Linked DNA regions of Mus musculus: regions 2 and 3 are each linked to region 1. The links are chromatin loops, found by intact Hi-C in ENCODE. Cell type or tissue: heart. All regions are shown on one strand.

Region 1 (8,000 bases):
ACAGCTGGAATGGCTAACTTCAAGGATTACCAGCCAGGTCACAGGCCAGAGCACCTGAAAGCAAGCGGTCAGTCTGACCAGCAGTAAGCTCTTTCCAGTCCCCTCCTGCCTCGTCTTCAGGCCACGCCTTGTGGGTTTTGTGTTTTGTTTTGTTGGTTGGTTTCTTTTCTTCTTGCCAACCCCATAAGCTCCAGGTGTCTTAGGGTTCAGCCCTATGCCCATTTTCCTTCCCACATATGACTATGCTCCTGAATGCTGTCTGGGTGTGTGGTATCGTTCAGATCCATGTCTGCAGTACTCATCTCTCTGGAGAGCCTCACATACGCACCCCTGCCTGCCTGAAAGATGCTCTCCCAGGACAGGTGGGGATGTTCATGCTGGGGACACACAGGTCAGAAGGAAGCGCAGAGGAAAGGACACTAGTGTACTTCAGCAGCCAGGCTGTCTAGGCTGCAATCTGGATCCCGTGTCTTGGTGGCTGTGTGAGACGGGGAAACTTTTCTGTTTGCTTGCTTGTTTCCTCTTTTATTATATCATTTCTGTTTTTGAGATAAGATATAGAGCCCAGAATAGCCTCAAACTTGAGATATAGTCAAGGCTGACCCTAAACTTTTTTTTTGTTTGTTTGTTTTTTAAAGATTTATTTATTTTATGTGAGTACACTGTCGTTGTCTTCAGACACACCAGAAGAGGGCATCAGATCCCATTACAGATGGATGTAAGCCACGATGTGGTTGCTGGAGTTGAACTCCGAACCTCTGGAAGAGCAGTCAGTGTGCTTAACCACTGAGCCATCTCTGCAGCCTGACCCTAAACTTCTAATTCTCTTGCCTCTACCTTTTATATGTTCGAGTTCTTTACTCTTAGTGTCCTTTCTATCATCAGATGCTAATTACAATGGCTCCAGAGACAGACTGCTTGCTTTCAAATCCTGATCCAATATTTCCTGTATTAGCAAGTTCCTGAAACTCTCTAACTTTAGCGTCCTCTGGGGACTTTGTGAAGGTTAAATGAGTTCATGAATGTGAATAGACAGAACTATGCCTTGGCTAGTAAGTGCTATCAAAGTGCTGGTGTCATTATATATCACAAAAAACATCACTGAGCTCCACACCCAGGGCCCTGAATCTTATGCTGCTGTGTCCACCCTGAAGCAGGCAAACAAGGGCTTAAGAAAGGCCAAGTAAGCCCCCCAGCTACTCAGCTGGTCAATGGCAAAGCAGGGCGGCAGACATCGGTCCTCCCACTACCTGCATGTACCGTAGGATGAGGTGCTGTCCAGGACGCAGGCCGAGCCGACTGTTCCCGGGTAGTGTAAACCGGACAAGATAGGTGTCCTTGGTGACCTTCTCCATGGTGCTGATGTGGAAGGCCAGGAAAGTCTCTGGACTCAGCTTGGCAGAACAGCTCTATAAGAGGAAAAGATTTGACCTCAAGAGTCAGACCCAAGGAACACACTCCTAGCTCCTTTCCCTGATTTCGATGAGCGTCATCTCCTGATGTGACAGAGAGTTGGCCCTGGCTTCCTCTTGATCTACAGCATACATAGTACATGGAGTTTACTCTTCTTGTAAGCTTTCTGTAGCTCCCCACAACTGTAGGACCAAGCCCAGGCTCCTTAGCCTACATTCGAGGGTGCAGCAGACAACTACAAGCTTCATTTTATTTGCCAGAGACCAGACCTTAGGCTTTCATTCCCCCTCCCAAAGCCACCTGTCATTGCACACCTACCTCAAGGTCTTTATTGTTCATAGTGTATCCCCTGTACAAAACACCTGCTCATCCTTCAGATCTAGTCAGTTCCAGAGCTAGAGAGTTGAAAAACTGAGGGCGCCTTAGAGACGATCCAGTCTAACATCCTTGTATCACATATGGGGACGCTGAGGCCTGAAACGTCTCAGGTTTTGGATTTCAGGAGGAATGCTGGGGTAGACTGTCCTTCTGAGAACAGAGTTATTAACAGCAGAGGCAGATATTATGGCGGGAGTTCCAAAGAAGGCTCAGGCTCATGAAGCTAAGTGGGGGTTCCTCTTACAGGCTTCAGAGAGAAAAGGGAGGTCTCAGGTCTTGTAGCTGATGAGTAGGCCATGATACCCAGTGGCAGTCAGGTTGTCTGATTCCCAGGAGGCAGGAGAAGGGAGAAAGGTCCATCCCTCAGTTAACCTGCGTCCATAATATGTAGCCCTGATTAGGATCCTCAGTAAACTTCCTTTGGGGATGTGAGAATTAGAGTCACAGACAGTCACAGTATGGAGCCTGCCTGACACCTGACAGCCATCACAGAAGCTGTGAGGGTAGAGAGAGAAAGGCTGCAGCAGGTGAGCATGGCCTGAGAAGTCCCTAGTGGAAATCTAACAGTCAACCGTGAGCAGGGACTCAAATTCATGCTCATTGCCCCTAACATCCCAAGCCCTCCCTGTGTCTTCTATGGGAAGCCTTCTCTGAATACCACGGCTACCACCCAGCTTGCCTGCTTGCCTGTTGTCTCCTCACCCCCTGCCTCTGAGACAGGGTCTCATGTAGCTCAGACTGACCTCACTCCTAGTTGGCCAAGGTTGGCTTTGAGTCTTTGATTCTCCGGCCTCTAGCTTCTAAGTGCTGGGATTAAAAGAGTACGCCACCACACCCAATTTTGTGTATGCATTTCCAAAATGTAAATTACTAGGGAAATTAGTAAATTATTATTACTTCATTACAATTTAAAAGATAAAATTATTAGATTGAAATATGCTGTTTTGCGTGGCGGTGTCGCACACCTTTAATCCCAGCACTCAGAAGGCAGAGGCAGGTGGATTTCTAAGTTTGAGGCCAGCCTACAGAGGGGAGTTCCAAGATAGCCGGGGCTATACAGAGAAATCCTATCTTGAAAATCCAAAGAGAGAGAGAGAGAAAAAAAGAGCTGTTTTGTAAGACTTACCAAATTTTGTAATACCGCGTAATTTTCTGTTACCACAGGTGATTACAGAGCCACTACATACTGAACAGAACTACTGTAAAATGAACGAAGGCTTAGAAAGGGAAGAGAAAGCCATTGGGCTCCAGAGTAACAGCAACACGCCCTATTTACCTGTCTGTATCGTACCAAGTTAGTGTGCTCTTTTGAGGGCAAGGACTATGCCTTGCTCACTCACAAATCCTCATTGGCTTATAGGGCCTGGTGTATAACAGGTATTCAATGGATATCTGTTGAGTGAAATAATCATTAGGTTTGGCGTTAAACATTACAAATAACTTGGTCCATTTTATAGATGGCAAAATAAAGGCACAAGGTTAAGGGACTTAGACTATATCCACATAGCTAACAGGCTGATTTCAGGTCCTTGGATCTATTTGCTTCCATTATAAGGACTTCTTTCTCACCACTGACTAGTCAGGGAAGGCTTCCCATAGCAGGGGCACTGAGCAGGGCAGGGCGGGGCAGGGCCAGATAGATATGGCCACTCTGGACTCCTCACCTGGCTCTCAGGTGGTTGCTTCCCACTCAGCAGGCTCCTGTCATTTCTGGCTCGGGCTGTTTCCCATCTTTCCAGGTCTCGGTAGTAGAGGTCAAAAACACAGGGCGAGCAGCCACTGCCGCAGCACTGGGAGGGCAAGGGCTCCACAGGCTTCAACCGCAGCCAAGCCTCAGAATCCTCCTCCTCCTCCGTCTCAGCCATTGTCAGTGGGGCTTGGGCAATAGGGGGTGGGAGGGGGGAGGACACAAGTGAATAAGCCAGGCCTCTCTTTGCTGTCCGCCTGGGAGAAAGAAGATGTGGGGGTTGTACTCTGTTCTCTCTCTCACACTCTCCCCAAGGCCCACCAGGCTATAGGGACAGGGATGGCTTAACCAGAGGATCTGCTGTCATTTGGGGGCATGCTTACTGCTTATAACTATTGGGGTTTTGTGTGTGTGTAAATCTAAGCAGAGGCGGGGAATTTGGATTCAGAAGGCCTCTCCTACTGTGCAGGAGCTCTTTGACTTTGGTGTGTTTCTGAGGCTGGGCCACCAGTGAGAATGAAGTTGGTGTCTCACTCTTTCTGTATTCTGCCAAACACCTGGCATACAGGAAGCTCCCATGGCCTGGTGAGTGTTCGTTCCCTCTATAGTCCGGGAGCTGGGTACAGGATTTGGTGTTGTAAGGCAGAAGGCACAGGACACGGTCCCTGTCCTTGTTAAGACCTAGCACGGTGTTATACTCATCCAGTCACTCCATCTGTACTGTGCATCAGATAACTGAGTGAATGGTGCCTCTCTTTATGGCAATTACTCTTAGCATTTGGGAAGGAGATGTACTAAGACAAATGAAAATGCTTTAACTGTAAACTGCTGGGTAGTCTGAGTGTTAGTCATATTGTCCTCTGCCTCTTTTGCATTCATGGGGGTTAAATAGTCCTATTGTCTCAGTCGTTTTGGAAACTGGTAGACAAGGTGGCCACTTCATGCACAATTTTAAAGATGAAGTTCCTTCCCATCTGGGAGGCACAATCCCTGTTGCAGCCTCGCCCTGGATGCTTATCCCTACTCTTCAGGCCTTGGCTGAAAGGTCATCTCCTCTCAGAGACCTTCTCAAGTGTTCCCCTTGTCATTACCAAGCACCTTATTTGTTCTACTATGTATTCATTTGTTAACCTAAAGTGTGTGTCACGCAACTGCTCTAGAAGCCAGGGAGAGTTCACGGGCCGGTCACTAAACAATGCAACTCTGACAGTGGTCAAACAAGAGAAAAGACCTAAGGGACAGGAAGCATGTGTGTGTTGCCACCGTTCACGTCGTGCACTCATGTACTCACTCGGTGGTCCCTCAACCTATGCCCACCCGATGCTTACTTAGCACAGTCCTCACTCTGACCCCCGCAGCGAGCCTGCCAGAAGCCAGTGCACTGGACCCGCCTCCGGGAATCGGAAAACTTAGCAGCAGCAGAGCAAAAGTAACTCGCGTTCGGCGCCGGGCGAGCCGCAGTGCCAGCAGTCGGCCGCCAAGCTGGCATAGAAAGAGGTACCCGGGCCACTCGCAGGCTCTGGGAAGCCGCAGCCAGGAAAGTGTGGGCAACGCTGAGAAGGGCGGAAAGGATGGCAGTTCCAGAACTCATGAGGCGTCGGACCCGCTAAGGCATTTTAACTCCTAATTTTACAGCGAGGAGACCGGGCCCTCTCACGTTCTAAATGCCTAAGGGTCAAAGGCGTGCAAAGTACAGATCTGAGGTCCCTACGCTCCTCCGCGCCGGCCGCGAGCTCCACCACCGCGCTCACCTACCTACCAGCAAGTTTCTTCACGTGTGGCACTTCAGAAACCCCAAGCAAAGAGCACCTTCCAGGTTCCACCAATAAGGATGGGAACTGCCTGAGGGGCGGGGACAAAGCAAGCATATTCTAATTGTGATTGGGTGAAGTGTCTGTCATTCGCAAAAACCCGTCATTGCGCTCCGCCCCTTTGGCTCCCAGCAGTCCCTGCACGGGCAAAGATGGCGGCGTCCAGGTAGAGGTTTTGTAGAAACGGAGTCGGTATGGCCTTGGCGTCCGGGCCCGCTCTGCGGGCACTCGCTGGCTCTGGAAGGCTCGGCCTCGGAGGTTACGGGACTCCGAAACGTGGGGCGTATGAGTGGGGCGTGCGCTCCACGCGGAAGCCCGAGCCTCGCCCCCTGGACAGGGTGTACGAGATCCCCGGTCTGGAGCCCATTACCTACGAGGGCAAGAAGCACTTCGTCCCGTGGCTGGCGAGGCCGATCTTCCCGCCGTGGGAGCGCGGCTGGAATGACCCACGCTTCCACCGTGCCGCCCCGATCCACGAACAGACTCTGTACAAGGAAGAACCCTGCTACATCTTCCACCAGCGTTGCCGACTCCTGGAGGGTGAGGTCTCAGGACAAACGGGAGGAGACGCTGTCCCAGGCTCAGCAGTGACCCCGAGCCTGGGGAAGTTTCTTCCTCTGGAAGTAGAATAGAGTAACACCCGGCTTCCAAGAGTTGTCAGATCAAGGTGTTTGTGAAAGGGAGCAATGGAGAATGTGTGCAGAGAGGAGGGGATTTGTCTCCATGCGTGGAGAGGTGATAATAAAGCAGGTCTACAACGCTCCTTTTCTGGGGGTGTCTTTTGTTAAAATAGGCCTGGGATATGTTTTCAAAGAAAGGATTTGCACCCAAAAGTCTACCCACTTAATAACAGGTCAGAATGTCTTGAGCCTTTTCCTGAGTTGGAGGCCAGCCTAATCTACAGAGTGAATGAGTTCGAAGACAGTCAGGGCTACACAGAGAAACCCTGTGGGGAGGCGGGGGAGATACATCAATGTCTCAAAGTCATTCTGTTTCTTAAGAGGAGTGTCAGGAACTGTTTTCCAGAGTTGAACCCTCTCAGGATCAGGATGAGGATAGGGAAGATCCTAAAACCAAAAACAACTGAAGTCTGTGGGAGCAGAGATTCCAAAGGATAACTAGGAAATACAGAGACCCAACAAGGTTTGGAGCCAAATTAAGAGAATCAGTCATAAGTTTGGAAAAATCGATAGCCATAGGCCAGCCTCCTAAAAGGCCCACTTCTATGCCTGCAAGCTGATATTTTTGGCCATTAACCATTTTCTGTGAACTCAGGAGGTGCTGTGAAGGATCTCACAGACACGACCCCTTTGCATTACCCTGACAACGAATGCCTAGTGGATGGATGTGTTTCAGAAGTTAGGATTGCACCTGGAGATGGTGGTGCATGCCTTTAATCCCAGCCCTCAGGAGGCAGAAGCAGGAAGATCTCTGTGAGTTCAAGTCAGCCTGGTCTACTGAGTGAGTTCCAGGATAGCCAGGGCTACACAGAGAAACCGTGCTTTAGGAAAAAAGATCAGAAGTTAAGATTGCATTCATTGAACCAGTCTGAAAATGTATTTTCTATCCTACACTTTCTCAATGTACAGAGAGGTCTTATAAAATCCCAATAAACCCTTGTGAGATATGGCCCTGAGAAGCAGACTGGGGTTATAGAGAGACTGTGGACTTTATGGTAGACAGTCTCAGGTTCTCCTCTTACCTGTATTACCTTAAAGATAGGCAACTTGAAGCAAACTCAGTCTGTCCAAGTTTCCCCCTTCATGTCAGAATCCCATCTAACTTGTAGGTAAGTTCATGGCACAGGAGGTGACATTCAGTAAATGGCAGCTCTAAATACTTTATATTTTGTTAGGTGCTAGAGAGCCATAAAACATGGCTTGAGATTGCTAGCAGAAAAACATCACAGAGCTGGGATTTTATTTGAAGGGCTGGTATCCACTGAACTAGTCTCACAGCTTTGATTTCTCTGTGGGGAGTCAGCAGGGAACTCAGCTGTCTTGAGCATGGTTTGAACTCCTCCTGTTTTTAAGCACTCATTCCCCGTATTCTGCTCTTACCACCTGGAAGTTTCGGTTTTCAGATATCTCAAAAACAAAACCAGAGTCCCTTGAGGCAGCCTTTTCTCTGGTGCTCCCTGACAGGCATAAACATCTCTTCCTGAGCCCTCCCCTCCCCTCTCCTCTCTCTCTCTCTCTCTTCTTTTGGTTGTCCCACAGGGATGAAGCAGGCTCTCTGGCTTACTAAGACCAAGTTAATAGAAGGCCTCCCCAAGAAAGTGCTTAGTCTTGTTGATGATCCAGCTAATCACATAGAGAACCAAGAACAGCGTGTTTTGGATATCATCTCCCATGCCCGGCTTTGGCACTCCACTGAGGACATCCCCAAGAGAGAGACTTACTGGTAAGTTTCCTCCAGATAAGATAACTGAGGAGTGTTGGGAGTTATATGTTGCTTTAAGTCTCCAAATATCTCTTCTTTCCTCCAAGCCCACTCATTGTGGACAGCCTCATACAGCTGTGTAAATCCCAGATTCTCAAGCACCCTTCTCTAGCCAGGCGGACCTCTGCCCAAAACTGCACCTTAGCCACCACCTGGAACCGCGGTAGGTCACCCTATATACCAGAAGGCCTTGCTGGGCTTTTTGTTGTTGTTGCTTTTTTATTTGTGTGTCTTAATCTCTCTTACTGTCAGCCCCACCACCAGGTCCC
Region 2 (8,000 bases), 160 kb after region 1:
TGACATGTACACATGAAAGGCTGCGCTCTGGAAAACAGAGCTAAGTCCACTCCGCACTGCTGCTCAGCTGCCCCTCTAGTCTAAAACACAGGTTTCACCTTTACTTTCTTTTTGGTTGTGGTCACTTTTTTCTTCAGCCAACACCAACCAACCCCCTCGCAGCTAGCTCTTAACAGACAGACACATGATTCTGAATCTTCAAACCCCCTGCAGACAGGTTATCTGCCTCTTTCATGTAACTGCAAAGTGATGAAATACTGTTGTCCCTCAACTTAAAACACCCAGGAAGGAGGGTCTCAGGAGGCAGGCAGCAGAGGCAGGTGGGCAGGAGAGCGGGAAGGAAAGCGAGGAGGAAATAAAGACCACTGCCAGTTGGCTGTGCACTCGCTTTTGATACTAAAGAAGTTAGAGCCATCCAACCCTGTAATTATTGCCAGGATTAAAAATTTGTTACTCACATAATCATGAAAGGCTTTTGCTTCACTTGAATGTTCACAAGTGTCTCTCCTTTCAGGAGCTGCACAGTAAAGGTCCCAAAATACACTGCAAATAGAAAAAACAAAGTAAGATCAGGTTACTAATTATTACTTGTGTACACAACAGGGAGTACAGGACGCATGGTACAGCACCAGCTCTCCCAAAGGCTCCATCCTACCTTACAGCACTGGACAAACTCAGCACATAAGATAACTGGACGCAACCGCTCCTGGCAAGCCAGACGTCTGTAACAGCTGCCATGTAAGCAGCTCCTCTATGCTGGGTATCTCCCATCAGTGACACTGTTTGTGGTTAGCAGTCACTAGAGCTCACAAAGGTCAGCACGGCCCGCCCCTGGTTTGTCCACAGAGGGACTTGGATGACATTCTGCCCATCTCGGGGCTCTGTCCCTCTCACCACCCCAAACCAAAATGGCTGCAGCGTAATGTAAAAAGGTTACATTGTCAAAAGTCAGAACACGACCATGATTCATCTGCAGCGCAATCTGGGTGACTCCAGTAATGAAGGAGGCCTTATGGGTTCTTAATCCTTTAGCCTGCATCCCCACCTGTCTATGAGGCAAAAAGAAGGAGCTGTGACAACCAAGAACCTTACCCCTGTCACTAAGCAAAAGGGCCTCCTCAGACAGCACCCATCCAGTACAGAGAAAGTGGGCAGGGTGAGCGCAGCCCAGGGCACAGCACTCAAGACCCTCTGTAATTCTCTGTGATCACTCCAACACTCCACAGTCACAAGAACAGAACAAGTGCCGTCTCCACTATGAGAGTGCTACACAAACACAGGACCTTAGAAACGCCCTATACCAGAACCAAGGCCTAGCCAAACCCAGCTTGAAGGGCACAGTGAACACTGAAACTGAGGTCTAATCTGACTTGTGGTCCAATGCCGCTGGCCCCATCACAGCAAGCTCCACTGTCATTAGAAAGCACCCCCTTCAAGGAGTGCCTAGAACAAAAACCCATCCTCAGCACCCACCCACCCCCAAAAACAGCCGCAGAGTAAACATCCTAACAAGCCAGAGACCACAACCCCTGACAGCCACAACAACCCCTGACAGCCACCACAACCCCTAACAGCCACCACAACCTGAGCCTGTACAGCCAACCTTCCACTCCTGGAACAAGGATTGAAAAGCCACAGGACTTGACTCCAGGAGCCACAGGACAACCAGGTCTCTGCACAACTGCAGATGGAGGCAGGGACTACTCTCCTCCTCCAAAACTGCTTCCTGGAAAGCCCACACTGCAAAGACTTCAAGACACCCTCATTCCCAGCACCCTCAAAATAACGTCTACCCACAAGCCCAAGTTTCTTTAAGACCCACAGCACTCAGATCCATCAATCCCATCAACACGCTCGCTCACCTCTAACAGCCAACCTATCACCCACTCCCGCAGGTGGAATCCTTGCGCCACACCACCCGCCTCCTCCGACCAGGCAGTTGGGTGGTTGGCAAAGGCCATTAAAAACTCATTTTGTCTGCACAAGTTAGAACAGACACTTCATCCTCCCGATGTTCAAAGAGCCTTGAAACAGTACCCTGAGCTGGCAGTCAGGTAGTGCTAACATCCCAACGACACTACACTTGACTCAACTCCACCAACATATCAAAAGCCACCCCTCCTCCTTTCTCCTTTTCAAAAGGATGTGAAAGAGTCCACCTATCAGCCCCACAAGACATCCAGGTCACACACTCAAGACAACTAGCTTAAGGCTCTGACCCTGAGCTTCCCTCCTGCCTGCAAAAAAGACCACAGGCTGCTCAGGCCTGGAGAGAGGGTCAAAGATAAGGAGAGCCGGTCCTGAACAAGCTACAGGCATCCTGCCAGGCCACCTCTGGCTGGTTAAGGTTCTCAGTAAAATAAGGCTTTGTGGTTGCAGGGATGCTGGGGGGGTGGGGAGACGGAGAAAAGGAAGGTCCAGTCAGTCTGAATCAGTGTCTCTACAGGAAGTGCGGCCCTTCTTGCTTTTCTCATGGTCCCTGGAAAAGGCCCAGTGGAGACCTCTTAAGGTTTGGCGTTTCTGGACGCAAACATAAGGGACAGGCCAGTTGCAGAACGGACCTGGTGTCCCCTCCACCCGCCCTGCCCCCACTCCTCTAATTAAAGCAGCATGCAGGATTGACAAAAAAAAACCCTTCCAGCTCTTTCTAAGCCCCCTGCTTGGTGCCCCAGAGTGAGATGGAAAAGCATAACAAAATTCAGTCAGTCCCCACAGGCGGAGAAATGCCAGCAAAAACTTGAGGCAGCACGCAGCCTCTTCTGCCCACTCTCCCTTGCCAAGCCTGGTCAGATCACCCAGGGGTGCTTGTCCGTAGGAGGCAGAGGCTAAAGGTAGAGGGCCTGCTCTGGACCCCCGTCTTTGTTCACTTGGACCCGGACCTCAAAACAAAACACACACACAAAACTATCACACAAACTTACCACCACCACGAGTGCAGGAACCCAGGCGGTTCACCCAGTGTGATGTTTTTTTCCCATCGAATCTAGAAAAGAGGGAGCGGAGGCAGCTTAGAGGGGCAGAAAGGAGGGGGACGCAGGGCCTTCCCCAGCCAAAAGGCTGTGAAGACCAACTAACAATAAATGCCAAAAGGTGATAAAAATTCAAAATGGTGGCCACAGTGGCTGCTCCTGAAAACAAAGGCTCTAAGAATAGTGGGGAGGAGGGGGTGTCAAGAAACTGGATGCTAGGGAAAGAGAAGGAGTCCCACTCACCTCTGATAAGAAGGTCTGTGCAGATTTCTGTGCTCCTACGTGCAGTAAATATTCGTAGACGTATAAAGCTAACCTGGAAAGTGAGGAGTGAGAGGAGAGAGAGAGAGAGAGAGAGAGAGAGAGAGAGAGAGAGAGAGAGAGAGAGGTCAGATCACATTAAGGCTCGCTCTGGACCCTGCCAGTGACTGTGAGCCCGGTCTGTGCCATCCCATTGTGGCCACGACAAGAGGTGAGTACCTATCACCCCAGACAGAACAGCTAGTGGGTGGGTACCACAGACAAGCTGCACCAAGCCGCGGGAGCCGGAGACCGGTCCCCAAACTTGAACTTCCAAGTGGCACTGGGACTAAACCCACCTAGGTCTCGCAAACTCGCAAGCCCCTTACAAGAGCCCTGCCTGAGCCACCCTCCTTTTCCCAGCCCACTTCAGCTCCCTGCTTTAGCCCAGCTTTGGGGTCCGAACGGACTCGGTCCCAGTCCGGGTACTTGGCGCGCTCTGGAGAGGGCAGCAAAGCGCCGCCCTCAGCATCTCCCCCTCAAACAACTGTCCCCCAAGCCTGGGGCCGGGCCGGCGCCGCCAGCCCAGCCCAGCCCAGCCCGGACGCCCCGGAGCGCACCGGGCTGACGGGGAGGCCGCTGGCTGGGTAGGGAGAGCGCTCCCGGGCGAACAAAGCCCCCGGCACGCACTCCTCACGCCGCGGGCGGACAAAAGGAGCCTTCGGGGCTGCAGAAAGCCACGCGCCCCCTGCCCGCACTCGGTGGGCAAAGTAAGGGCCCCGCGCCCAGCGGGCCGAGCGCACCGGCTCCGAGTGGGACCTCGCCCACCCTCGTCGCGGACCCCCGCGCCCGCTCTGCCCCGCGCCTACCAACTACCCTCGCCCACCGCTGCCCTGCCGCCCCTTCAGGGTGCCCCAGCCTCCGCCGGCGCCCAACAATGGGCTCTCCACGCCACCGCCGCCGCCGCGGGGCAGAGACCCGGGCCCCAGGGGCACCAGGCGGCGCGACCCCCGCGCCCACCTGCCTCCCGCCACCCGCGGCGCGGCCCCACTCGCGAGAGGCTTACTTTTCCCGAGCCTGCCCGTCCGAGGGCACCGCCGAGCCTTTGCCTTTGGCAAACATGGCTTGCAGAGAAGAGGGCGCCGAGCCCGCCGCCGCCGCCGCCGCTACCGTCCGGTCTCCCGAGCTGCCCTGCTCCCGGCCCCCTCCCGGCGCTCGCCCGCTCGCTCGCACTCCGCTCGCCGCGCTCCCTCCCTCCCAGGCGCAGGCTCCGCGCTCTTTCCAGCTGTCAAAGCGTCAGCCCCGGCCGCGGCCCCATCGCCCTGGAACTCCTCCCGCGCCGGCTCGGCCTGAGCTGCGCCGCCGCCCGCCCGAAGCCTGCAGCTCGCTTGCTCGCGGCCCGCGCGCCCGCCGCCCGGCTCCGCCTGCGCCGCCCTCTGCGCCTTCAGCACCGCTGCCGCTGCCGCCGCCGCCGCCGCTGGTCTACTTGGAGCTCAACCGAACGTGGCTGCCCCGGCAGGAGCGCGGCGGGCGTCCACGCCCCGCGACGGACGGCCGCGGCGGCCAATCGGCGCGCGGGGGCGGGCCTGGAGGCCGAGAGGGACGCCTGTCAGCACGGCCGCGCCAGTCCCGCTGCGCCTCCTCCGCGAGCCGCTGCCCGCTCGTGCCCCGGCCGGGGGAGCGGGGGGCGAGCCTTGGCGTTGGGGTGGGGCGGTGACTCGAGGGGCTCGGGCGTGGACTGGAGCACCCGGCCGGCGCGGCGGGGACTGGGCGCTGCGACAGCAGGCGCGGACCCCGGCTGGCCCGGCGCGCCCCTTTCCGCGTCGGCCTAGCCCCCAGCGCCCCCGCCTCCCCGTGCTGAGCGTACCCTCAGCGGGCCAGGACCCCGGCCGGCCCTGCTCCCCTCTCCGCCCCACCCCGGGCTGCCTGTGCCCAGCCCTGCCTCCCGAGCCCCGGCCAGGGCTGCACGCGGAGCTGGGCGGCCGAAGCTGGCGCCAAAGCGCGCGGCTGCTTCTTTACTAGATCGTTAAAATACTTTGGGAAACCCCAAAGTGGAGCCGCGCGAAAATGGCCCTTGGCGTGCTCCAGGCAAGCTGTAGGAGGGAAAAGAGGTCTTGGACTAGAGGGAAAGAGAGTTGATTTCTCTCAAATTTCTGAGGTTTGCTAGCCCTGGCAAGTTAGCCTCTCGCCTTTCCACGGGAAAGGGTTCCGTTTGGATGAGGGACGTCACCTGGACGCCTCGCGACTCGGAATGCGCGCCGCAGAAATCTCAAACTTCAAATAAATGGAGCTAAATTGGAGAGTAGGGGACCAGAGTCGGGCGTGGGGGGAGGGGAAGCTTCCATTGTCAATGACCCAGGTGTACAATGGGAAATGGGGGGTTGGCAGAGTGACCAAGCTTTTTGCTCACGACTCCTTTCTGTCCACTCGAGGAACCCAAAAACCTGCAGTGTATTCTCATTGGAGTCTCCAAATCAAAAACTGGTGAGATAAGGGATGGCTCCCCATTTTCATACTGTTTTTAGAGCGCGGTTCTCTTTAAATGTGATAAAACATTGTCGGCACTGTCTCTTTAAAAGAGTCAAGCAGAAAAGCTGTGTAAGCGCTGATTGGCTGCCTGTTTGGATACATCTTTAGGGGAGCCTTGAAACTGTTAGCCTAGGTTGATTTTTTTTTTTTTTAACTGCGCTGTTCCAATAAACAAGTAACGCCCCTCCCCCTAACATGCCTCACACCAAACAATTAAAGGATAGGTCAGTGTCCTGGGGAAAACACGTTTTAAGTAGGAAAACTCAGAACTAGATTTCAACAAAATAAACAATAATTCCCTACCATTAAAGTTTGCTTTTTTTGCCCTGCCGAAGAGAGAAAAGGGGTTTTTAAAAGAAATGCCCCACGGCAAACGGATCTGCACTGGTTCAGGAAGGAGACTCCGGGTGCATTTTTGGAATAATGTTCTACACTTGTAACAGCCTCCCTAAATTAGAATACAGCCAAGCACCGTGGACCCCTCTGGACTCTGCTCTCTGCTAGAAACCAGAGCTCAGACAGAAGAAGGGCAGAAAAGAGAAACACTGAGACCTAGTTTGGGGATGCCAATGCCAGCCCCTAGTTTAAAGGTTGTCTTGTCAAGAAAGGGAGAAGCGTGGAGGTTGGGAGTTGAAATACAATGGTAGGAGAGAAAAGGAAATAATTACAGTTATTTTTCCCCCTAGGCAGTTTAATTTAATAGGGCCAACTTAAGGTACCTTTAGAGCCCGCGCTAATTAAATCGGTCTGCTCATACCCTTCCTCTGGACTTCCATTTTTGATGGGCTAGGAATGGTCAGAGATGGTTTGTCAACACAGTGACTCATTGGTGTCTGCAGGTCCCGCAGATGAGGAGGACCAGTTGGGTCTTGGGGGAGGGAAGGCACTGCCCTTCGGGGGCCCACTGCCGAAGCCCCCTCTCCGGGTTGGCCATGCCTAGCAGCCCAAGAGCTGAGCCACCTCAGAGCCCCTTGCTCATCCTCGCCTGTCAGCTGGCAAAGGTCTGGGGGAGGAGGGGTCTTTTAAAATCTCTGGATAGTCTGATGTTCCAACAGGCTACTATTCCTCTTGCCTTTTCTCCTTTGCAAACGGACTGGCCCCTCCTTCCTGGGCATGTGTGAGAGGAAGGGGGGGGGGGCTGTTTGTTCGGAATCTCTGTGGTCTGCCCTTTGTGGAGGCTTGACAGAGTGAGGCTCCCAGTGGGTTGGTTGGCTAAAGGAAACAGTGAGAGAACCTAGGCAGAGAGACCAGAGGGAGGTGTCTTAGCTCTTGGCAGTGGAGAGGCAGCTAAAGGGTTCCCTAGAAGACAGACCTTTCTCCAGCCCCAGCTAGCATGCTGCAGCTGGCAGTTATCCAGAGTCTTAGTCAGATCATAAGCAGGCCCAAACACCCATAGGTGGCCTTTCTGCCCCTAACTTATCTTTTCCCACTAGGTTCTCCTGCCTCCCTTAGAGCACATTTTTGGGCTGACACCTCTACTTGGAATGCCCCTCACCCCAAGCCCTTTCTCTCAACTATCTTCAAAACCTAACACTCCTCCACAGATAGCGCCTTCCAAAACTGCCTGCTCCGATCCCGTCAGCTTGGATCTCATTTGTTCAACTGAACCTACAAAGAAGTCCTCCCTCTATCCAGCCCATTGTGTAAGCCACTTGTTTACTGTCTGTCTGCCCCACCAGACAGAAAGGGAAGACCTACATTTTAATCATCTGGGTATCTCCTGAACCCAGCACAGGTTCCATACCTGTGTGTATTCGGACCTAACGGGACACCAGGGGACCCAGGGGAGGAAAAAAAAACAACACCCCAGGCCTGAAGTAGCTCTGGGCTGGGTGAAGAGATAAGAAACTGACACCACCCACAATAGGATTAGATCAGACCACGCCCTCTGCTAAGCCCCACCCACCACAGCCTCTTCCACCTGGAAGTACTATACTGTCACATCCCAGAGTGACCAAGCCATTTCTTTCAACTTCTCCTCTCCCAATCCTTTTGTTTCAGAACCTGTTTATTAAACACCTACTATGTAGCATACGCTACCCCGAGCACAGAGTAGTAACCCAGACATAAACACAACCACTTATCCTGTGAGGCTTCCACTGTTGTAAAACTCTCTGCTGGGAGCCTCTTCCTGTGACACACGACTTCCTTACTCCAGCTGGACGGTCGAATCCCCTACTGAGGGACTTCCTGTGCACCCACCCCACCCCCCACCCCGAAGCTTCCAGGCTGCAAGTAAGTTACTCCTCCAGCAGACCAGAT
Region 3 (8,000 bases), 80 kb after region 1:
GGGTATGTGAAAGAGGGGAGAACAGGCAGGGCTCCAGAAGGGCAGGTCATTCTAGGCAACAGCTCCAAGGGTCAGGCGAAGGCAGCAAGAGGGCAGAGACAGGCTCCCTCAGTCATCACCACAGTCAGGTAGGTATCATCCTATGTTTGCCAGGAGGCAGAAAGGCTATCAGAGAAAGGCCAGAGGCTGAACAGTGGGTGTTGTCAGAGAACATCCCAGGTCTGCCACTGTAGGCAGGTCTCACACAGCACAGATAATCACATTCACAACACCCAGAAAAACAATAGTGCCACCATCACCATGAAGGAGCGAACTCATGGACTTCTAGGCTATTACATCTGTTTGTTGTCATTAAGACATCTCACTATGTAGCCCAGGCTGGCCTCAAATCTGGGATTCCCTTAGTTCAGTCTCCTGAGTATGGAGACCAGGCACCACCTTGGCTGGTTTAAACGACTTCTCAACTGAGAAGGAAAGAGCCCTCCCTCTCTCACCAGTGAGAAGCAGAGGCTGACTAGGAGAGGTGCCTTTGTCTCAAGGTAACTGGTCCCTCTTCACTTTCTTAAGGGACACAGCACCTACCTAGGACACATCCCAGGGGTTAGATTTCCTGCTTTCCGATGTCACAGCTGGGGAAAGCACAGTTTAGATCCATCTCTGGGTGGAGACAGATCAGGAGAGCAGAAAGTTCCTTTCCTGCCCAGGGCCACGCCTGCTCTTAGAACAGAAGCAAGGGAACCCTAGACTCGGTACTCTTGATAAAAACAAACCAACCATAGCAGGAAAGAAGCCCTCACTTTAGAACCCTCATCTGCTTCTTTGCCTAGCAGGGCTCTTACCTGCAAACTGCTTCCCATGAACTGACAGTCAATTATCCTCCCTATGTGTGAATATGCTGACCTATGTCCCAGTGGAATATGACGTACATTCCTCAGCAACCTTTCCCAAACTTACTGATGGAGTTCCCCCTCTACCTGTCACTACCTGCTGGCATCCTTCTAGCCAGACTGGCCACAGTCTGGTTCATTTCATATTTTCCTAGAGCCATCCACCCGTTTCTATAGTTCCTATAGATGCAAGTTGTGCTTGTACACTGCCCAGACAGTAGACATGACACACTGGCCAAGTAAGAATGGGAGCAGTGTGAGGACACACACTTTGGATCCTGTAAGCCATGGGCTGGTATCAAAGAGCATATATCCACTTCTGGAACTGGGAAGCTGCAAGTTCAAACAGGCAGGGATTTTCAGGCCAGGACACCAGGTTCATAATTAGCAAGTGCTGAATTACTTGAAACCAGCCTGACAAAGAGAAGTTTAAAAACAGAACAAAACAAAAGAAAACAAACAAAAACACACCAGCCATTTTTACTCTTACCTAGGTCACCAGAGATAAGTGGGGAGGCAAGCTATAAGAGGAGCGAGGGCCGGGACCCTGACATCTTGAGGACTGCTGCTGCTATTCTGTACCTATCTTTTCTGCCCTTACCTTCAACCCTGGGGCTCCAAAAAGCAAAGATCAAACAGCATTCCTGCCGCTCCCCAGCTGACACCTAGGCCTACTGACTGTCATCAGATCATACTGCGTACAGGCTTGCACACATGTGTGGTGTGGTGTGTGTGGTGTGTGTGTGTATGTCTGTCTGTCTGTCTCATTCTTCCTGTATTTGTAAAAATACATTAGATGACATTTTCAAGCTCAACTCAATCCAAAAAAAAAGTCAAAAGTCTCACCAGAGACATTCATCAATAATTAAAATAAAAAGAAGAGTAGAAGGGGTTTTGATTTCTAGTAAGTCAGAGATTTGTTTAAGTTGCAGTTTTGTTTTGTTGTGTGTTTTGCAGACAGGGTCTTACTATGTGGCCCTAGAGAGCTGGACTGAGAGATACCCATTTAAGACTACTCTTTGGGGCTAGAGAGATGGCTGTGTGGTTAAGAACATTGGCTGTTCTTCCAGAGAACCCAAGTTCAAATCCCAGCATCCACATGGCAGCTCACAGTGGTCTGTAACTCTGGCTCCTGAGGCTCTGTGCCCTCGAAGCCATTGAGGAAGAGAACACCAATGCTCATAAAAATAATAAACCTTTAAAAAAGAAAAAAAACCCTAGTCTTTAAAAAACGTGTAATAAAAGACAATTTCTGTCTGGAGGTTCATGCAAGACAAATATCACTAGCTTGGGATAATTAGAGAGAGAGAGAGAGAGAGAGAGAGAGAGAGATGAAATGCTGGACTGAGCCATCACCACAACTAAATTATACTGCTCTTCTGACAAGCCCTAAGGGGCACACACAGAACAAGCTCCTGTGACTCAACTGAGGACACCTCAGAGGTGCCAGCACAGGTACACAATCGAGCGCTCTGGCTGGGGCATTTAAGATGATCAAGCTGATTCTGTAATCTTATTAACACCACTCCTCTACTAAGCTGCCCTGAGTCTTAGCCTGAAGGAGTCAGGCCTGAGTCCTGCCCTGGGGGAAGTAACATCCAATTTTGCCTCTCAGCACCCCCCAATATCACTGGTCACAGTGCCCACACTGGATGGAGCCAGGTCCAGATAACCTTGGCCAGCACAGACCTATTTGGCAGTGGAGGAGGCTAACACGGTAACCAAGCAATACCAGTTCCTCCTGAGCACAGCTAGAGGGCAGAGTGCTGGCTGAAACAGCTAGCCTTGCCTTCTGAGGATATTTGGGCAAATGCCCCTATGGACTGAAGGCCATGAGAAATTTTTTGTCCTTACGCACATATACAATGAGCTGAGAGATCTCCAGGCGGTCAGAAAGTTGGCTTCTCTGCCACTCGCTGTTGCTGACACCACTCAGTAACTCAAAGACACTGGAGTGGTCTTGAATCCCCAACTCCCCAATTGTCCTGTACTCAGAAATAACCAAAAGCTTTAGCTGCTGCCAAAAAAGAAAACAGAAAGAAAAACCGCAGGAACACACCAAATCCATGTCCAGCTCCTTTGCCCCTTGGAACAAAACCCATTGGAGACACACACAAAGAAGGGAGGCAAGACAAAGGAAAGGCCAGGTCACACTTGACAAGGAGCTTTCTTGTCGTTTCCAAAACAGAACTGTCCTCCATTAAAGCGCTCTTGTTGCTCGGATGTTGGTGCGGGAAAGGAGGGGCTCACAACTCTCAAACAAAAGCAGGGCCTGGCGGGTGGGGAGGCCTGGGCAGGCTCTGTCTCCCTGCACCTTGTATGCCTTTGAATGCCCGCAGATCTAGGTCCAGGGCTGGCAGCTGTCTGTTATTATCTCAGCAACTCCAAGGGCCCCGGACCAGGGAGTGTGTCCCGAGCAGGTGAACACCATCTGCCTGGCTCTGGTGAGATGTTCCTCTTCGTGCCTGCTGCTGCCCGCCAGCTGTATGGCCCAGAGGAGTCACAGGGAGTCTACGCACCCTCCCAGGACAGTACTTTAACCCTAGTCAAAGGTCCCTCTCCCTTGGTCATCACCTGGCATTTAAAAACACTGGTCACCTCTGAAAGAAAAATTTTAAGGTTTTCTGTCAGGGAGGATGTGCAGAGTGTGGGACATAAGAAAACAAGAGCCCACTGACACACCTTCCCAGAGGCTAATTTTAAGAAGGGTTTTTAATTGATCTATAAAGAAAAAATTCTACCTGCCTTTTAAAAAGCACTCCCTGCATTAGCTAAAACATTCCCAACACACCCTAGCCCATTTCCTCCCTCCCTGGCCCTCCCAGTTTTAATGGGGGTAAGTGGCTCCCTGATGCAATCTACAAGGCCGGGTGGATCCAGACCACAGGGAGGGAAGAAGCCGGGTGGGAAGCAGGTCTGCTGGGTCGGGTTCACAAGGGGTGACTCTGAAGGTCTGCAGTTCTGGCTCTGCCTTTTCACTCCCCTTCCCTCTCCTCCTTCCCTCCACTATTTTATAGGTTCCTGCATTTTTGCTGCTGGGCTACTAAACAACTGTAGGTGGTATCCTACACCACATGACAAGCCAGTGACCCACCCTGCTCTAAGAGGCCGACTTATGGGTCTCACCAAGGAGAAAGGTTTTGGTGGATAGGTAGGATAAGCCTGCCTGCCTGCCCTTGGGTCTGGATTTGAGGATGGGGGTGATGGCACCTACAGGAAGCATCATGTGTCCTCATTCTTGGAAGGAGTATGCAGAAGGGATACACCCCTAGTGCCATTTCTCTGGGGCTCTCAAGCAATAAGAATTCTGCAGCTGGACATACTGCTTCCTGGGGTGAGGAAGGTCAGGCAAAGGCGGTCCCTGAGTAGAGAGCTGGTTGTCCCAGAAGGGGGCAGCAAAGTGAAGGTCTGATCATGGGCAGCCACCAAGCTCCAGAGTCTGAGATAGGACCAGGCTACATGCGACACACGGCAGCTCAAATGCCCACGGAAAGGGCTCTCTTTTCCTGAACAAAAGCCAGAAAGGATGAGCCCAAAATGCCAGAGGCAGCTCCTGAAGAACCCTGGGTGCTGGTGTGCTCTTGGGACTCCCTAACTCGCAGGACCTGTTGTGGAGCTTAGCTTGTAAAGACAGAGGAGCTTGCAAAGAGCTTGTGGAAACAATGGCAGGAAGCCGCTGGCCACACAGGTCCCTAATCAGAAGTGAGTCAGCCAGCCACAGGGCTGAGCCATCCTGGCTTCTATCCTCCATCACCATTGGGAAGAGAGGCAAAGAGAGGCCACTCACTGCACTGAAGGAACAGGCCTTCTGCACCCGGAGCCCACATTGTAGTCAAGTTCTAAGGTCTTCAAGTGGAGGACAAGCTAAATTCCTGTCAGCACACAAGCCGTACCAGTAAGGCAACTTGGTGGGTAAGAACACGTGCTGTGTAAGCATGAAGACACACACAAAAAGCTGGGCATGGCCACCTGTGCCCTACTATAGCACTGGAGAGTACAGACAGGTAGATCCTGAGAGCTTTGTATCTTACCAGCCCAACCAACAACCAACCAACCAACCATACACACAACCAACCAACAACCCAACCATACAAACAAACAAAAACTGTGACAAGAAGGGACAAATTTGCTGGGTGTGGTGGCGCATGCTTTTAATCCCAGCATTCGAGAGGCAGAGGCAGGTGGATTTCTGAGTTCGAGGCCAGCCTGGTCTACAAAGTGAGTTCCAGGACAGCCAGGGCTATACAGAGAAATGAGAAACCCTGTCTCGAAAACCAAAAAAAAAAAAAAAAAAGGAAGGGACAAACTTAAGGTCATGAAATCCCCCAGCCCAGAGCAGGGGCTAAAGGGGCTAACATGGAGCATGTGTCCAGTCCCCCTAGACCCCTGCATAGTGACACATCTCAGTGAGTCCCTCTGTGTGCAAGGAAGCCCCACTGACAACTGATCCTCACAGTGCTAGAAACTTTCGCCAATAAGCTGCTGCCGCCTTTGACTTAGTTCAAACCTCCTAGCCCATGCCAGGGGCTGCTTGTAGCTCCCACCTTGTTGTGGGAGACACAGAGCCTTATAACACTACACCCTGTGGGAGCTATTAGACTGTGAGTCTCCCCTCTGGTGCCAGGTGATGGATCCAACTTCCTGAAAATATGCATCCTCCTTGAATCTACTTCAGAAAGGCAGGCCTAGGTGGGAGGCTAGGGAGGGGCTGGGATGGGAAGGAACATCCTGTCTGCATCAGAGCAGGGAGGTGGCTCTGGAGCCACTCATGTGCACTTCAGCCTTTCCCCCCTCCTCAAGCAGGAAGTGTTCACTGGACGAACAAACATGCATCTGGGGTCACACTAGGGTTAGGGCAGTGGAGCCAACTCTGATTTGTGGAAATGAGCCATCCAAGACAATGGGTCTACAAGCCACAGAAATCAGCTCCAGATGCAGGCCAGAGACAGCGGCCTAGGGACCTGCAGGGTAATCAATCCTGCTGATGGTTTATTCTCCAGAGGAAGATCTGGGGGAGGGGGCTGTACCGCGTGGCTCCAGCACAATGGGAGGCAGCTGGGAGCACAGCCCCAGGACGCTCCTCTAAAGCCTGAGAATCCGGTCGGCTGTTCTGCCTCTGGCCTTCCTATCTTCAGCTAGAACCCGGGAGGGAGCAAGGGACACACCGCACTCAACCGTATGCCTGTGCCCTGGAGTCAATGTCCAAGGCCTCACATGGAAAGTGTAAAGTGTGAGGTCTTAGGCAGCCCTCCCTCTGCAAACATCACCTCTGCCCTGTGTCTGGAGTGGATGCTGCTTAGGTTCAGAGAGCTGGGCTTTCCGAAACTCCAGAGCAGGGAGTGGGAGGGCCTTTACTTTTAGACCTAGGAGGCAACCAAGTGGCTGAGATGGGAGACAGAGGGAACCAAGGCAGACAGGCAACAAGGAACTGAGCTGGAGCCAGTAGCCAGGTCTCCCTGATGAACCCGAGGCTCCTCCTTGCCAGCTCCCAACCTGGACTTAGTCTCCAGGCAGAGAATTACTTGGCAGGGCTGGGAGGGAGGGAGAGTGAAATGAAGTTCTGAGGATCTACTATGGAGCACAAGCATCACGGACAATCAGAAAGGAGGGCGGCGCCCCATTTCACTGAGCTCTCAGGTCCACAAGAAGGCTCTTCTACATCACACACTGTGACGTGCAGAGACATGGCTGTCACCCTGGGCCCTCACCTGACACATGGTTAAGTGCACAGGTACAGGAGTTAACTAGATGAGAAGTTACAGTTGCCAAGACAAGAATACTGAACTTAAATTCCTTTAGGTTCTGCTTTAAAATTACTTTGTCAAAGGGTGTTTCTGAAGTCTGTAGAGCTGGGTCTCACACCAGTATAGAGGAAGCTGCCCCGTCTGGCGTGTAAAGCCCATGCAGTCAAAAGCTACCTATGTACTGGCCAAGAAGGGAATAGGAGCCTAACCTCCCTTAATCAGCAGGAATGGGGGAAGGGAGTTTAAAATCTCAAGAACAAAAGAAAGGCAGAGCTTGTCACTCTGGCCCTGATCATCCATGGCACCCTATCCAACCATCTGTCACGTCATATAGAAATTCCCTGTGTGTGATTCTGTCTGCCTGGAGTGACTGCTGGCTCTTCTCCATCTCCCAGTCCCACTGAGCTTGGTGCCCAAGAGGCCCCACAAATACTCTTGAATAAAATGATGCATCAGGGTTTATACTAGAGCCTTCGGTGCACAAAGCCAGCCCTGGGGTACTCATTTCTTGATAGTCAGGCTCTCTAGGCCACAGCTTACTTCCTTTTGCCATCTCTGAGAGAAAGCGTAGGCAGCCATCTTGATCCAGCACAATGGATCAAGGTCACGTGTGGTCCACCTGGGACTCCCTTCTTACTTCTTGGAATATGGGATAACGGAGAGCTTACTGCACTTCACCTATACCAAGTGCTGTGCAAGCAGGCTAGTGTGTAAGGTAGGTAGTTAGAGCTACAACAGTATCTATGAAGAGCTAAACCACAGTAAAAGTACAGTTAGGGCAAGTCTTTCTGTACTGCCTGTGTCTGTGTAACAAATAAGTCAAGGGCCTTGAAATGAGCCCATCCTTCCTCATCCAGTCACTTCTGGGGATTTACCCCAAGGAAGCCATGGAGAATGAACTGCAAAGGTGTTCACTGCAGTGCTGTGTAGAGTGCAGGATAAGAGGGAAGGGCAGAAAGGACTAGCCAATAAGGAAATGCTTCAATAAAACCTTATGTAGCCATTAAAATATAATTATGAATAGCTGGAAGCACATTTACTCAAAGAAAAGGCACAGCCACAAGTGTAGACCTGGACAGCGTTTGCCAAGGCTGAGGCTATGGCAGGGCAAGAACAGGGAGAAAGTTTGCTTCTACTTCCTGAGCTCTGACCCTGTTTGTACGGGGGACAAATAGCTAGGCCTGTGTCTCCATCTTCCAAACCACCTACCTAGCTCAGACCCCTCCAGGAGGTGAAGAACTAGGAGAGAGGCACAAACCAAGGCAAATGAACATGCATCAGCGAGGGTTACCTGACTGACACCTCCAAGGATGACACTTACTACTGGGAAACTTCTGGGAATATGCCACACACACACACACACACACAC

The links. A loop is a pair of places that touch in the nucleus more often than their neighbours do. Peaks named below come from ENCODE experiments on the same cell type or tissue, not always from the same donor. Only the 100,000 strongest peaks of a DNase experiment are listed, where the experiment ranks them.
Region 2: a loop joins it to region 1, with 6 times the contacts of the local background. A loop is called at or near these places in 9 of 42 quality-filtered maps.
Region 3: it touches region 1 in a loop (7-fold over the local background); 2 of 42 quality-filtered maps call a loop at or near these places.

What each region holds. Positions count from the first base shown.
Region 1 is chr4:107,064,279-107,072,278 of GRCm38, reverse strand. It overlaps Mrpl37 (mitochondrial ribosomal protein L37), which reads left to right and starts at 5,413. Exons shown (of 7, transcript NM_025500.2): 1 at 5,413-5,829; 2 at 7,509-7,692; 3 at 7,779-7,894. The coding sequence starts at 5,484. Cyb5rl (cytochrome b5 reductase-like) reads right to left here and starts at 5,285. Exons shown (of 7, transcript NM_001346552.2): 1 at 5,234-5,285; 2 at 3,456-3,667; 3 at 1,261-1,409. The coding sequence starts at 3,656. In heart, a CTCF peak has its summit at 4,963; a DNase peak (open chromatin) is centred at 5,368; H3K4me3 peaks cover 2,107 bases; H3K27ac peaks cover 1,448 bases; H3K27me3 peaks cover 1,375 bases.
Region 2 is chr4:106,908,188-106,916,187 of GRCm38, reverse strand. Ssbp3 (single-stranded DNA binding protein 3) reads right to left here and starts at 4,718. Exons shown (of 18, transcript NM_023672.2): 1 at 4,276-4,718; 2 at 3,213-3,285; 3 at 2,922-2,983; 4 at 459-543. The coding sequence starts at 4,331. In heart, a CTCF peak has its summit at 3,711; DNase peaks (open chromatin) are centred at 4,757, 5,827, 6,937, 7,617 and 3 weaker places; H3K4me3 peaks cover 6,303 bases; H3K27ac peaks cover 6,081 bases.
Region 3 is chr4:106,984,445-106,992,444 of GRCm38, reverse strand. All of the region lies in intron 4 of Ssbp3 (single-stranded DNA binding protein 3), which reads right to left. Among named protein-coding and RNA genes, the nearest start is that of Gm12786, 39 kb to the left of the region's middle. In heart, CTCF peaks have their summits at 2,644 and 4,275 (motif pointing right); DNase peaks (open chromatin) are centred at 4,294, 4,564 and 5,684; H3K4me3 peaks cover 598 bases; H3K27ac peaks cover 4,150 bases.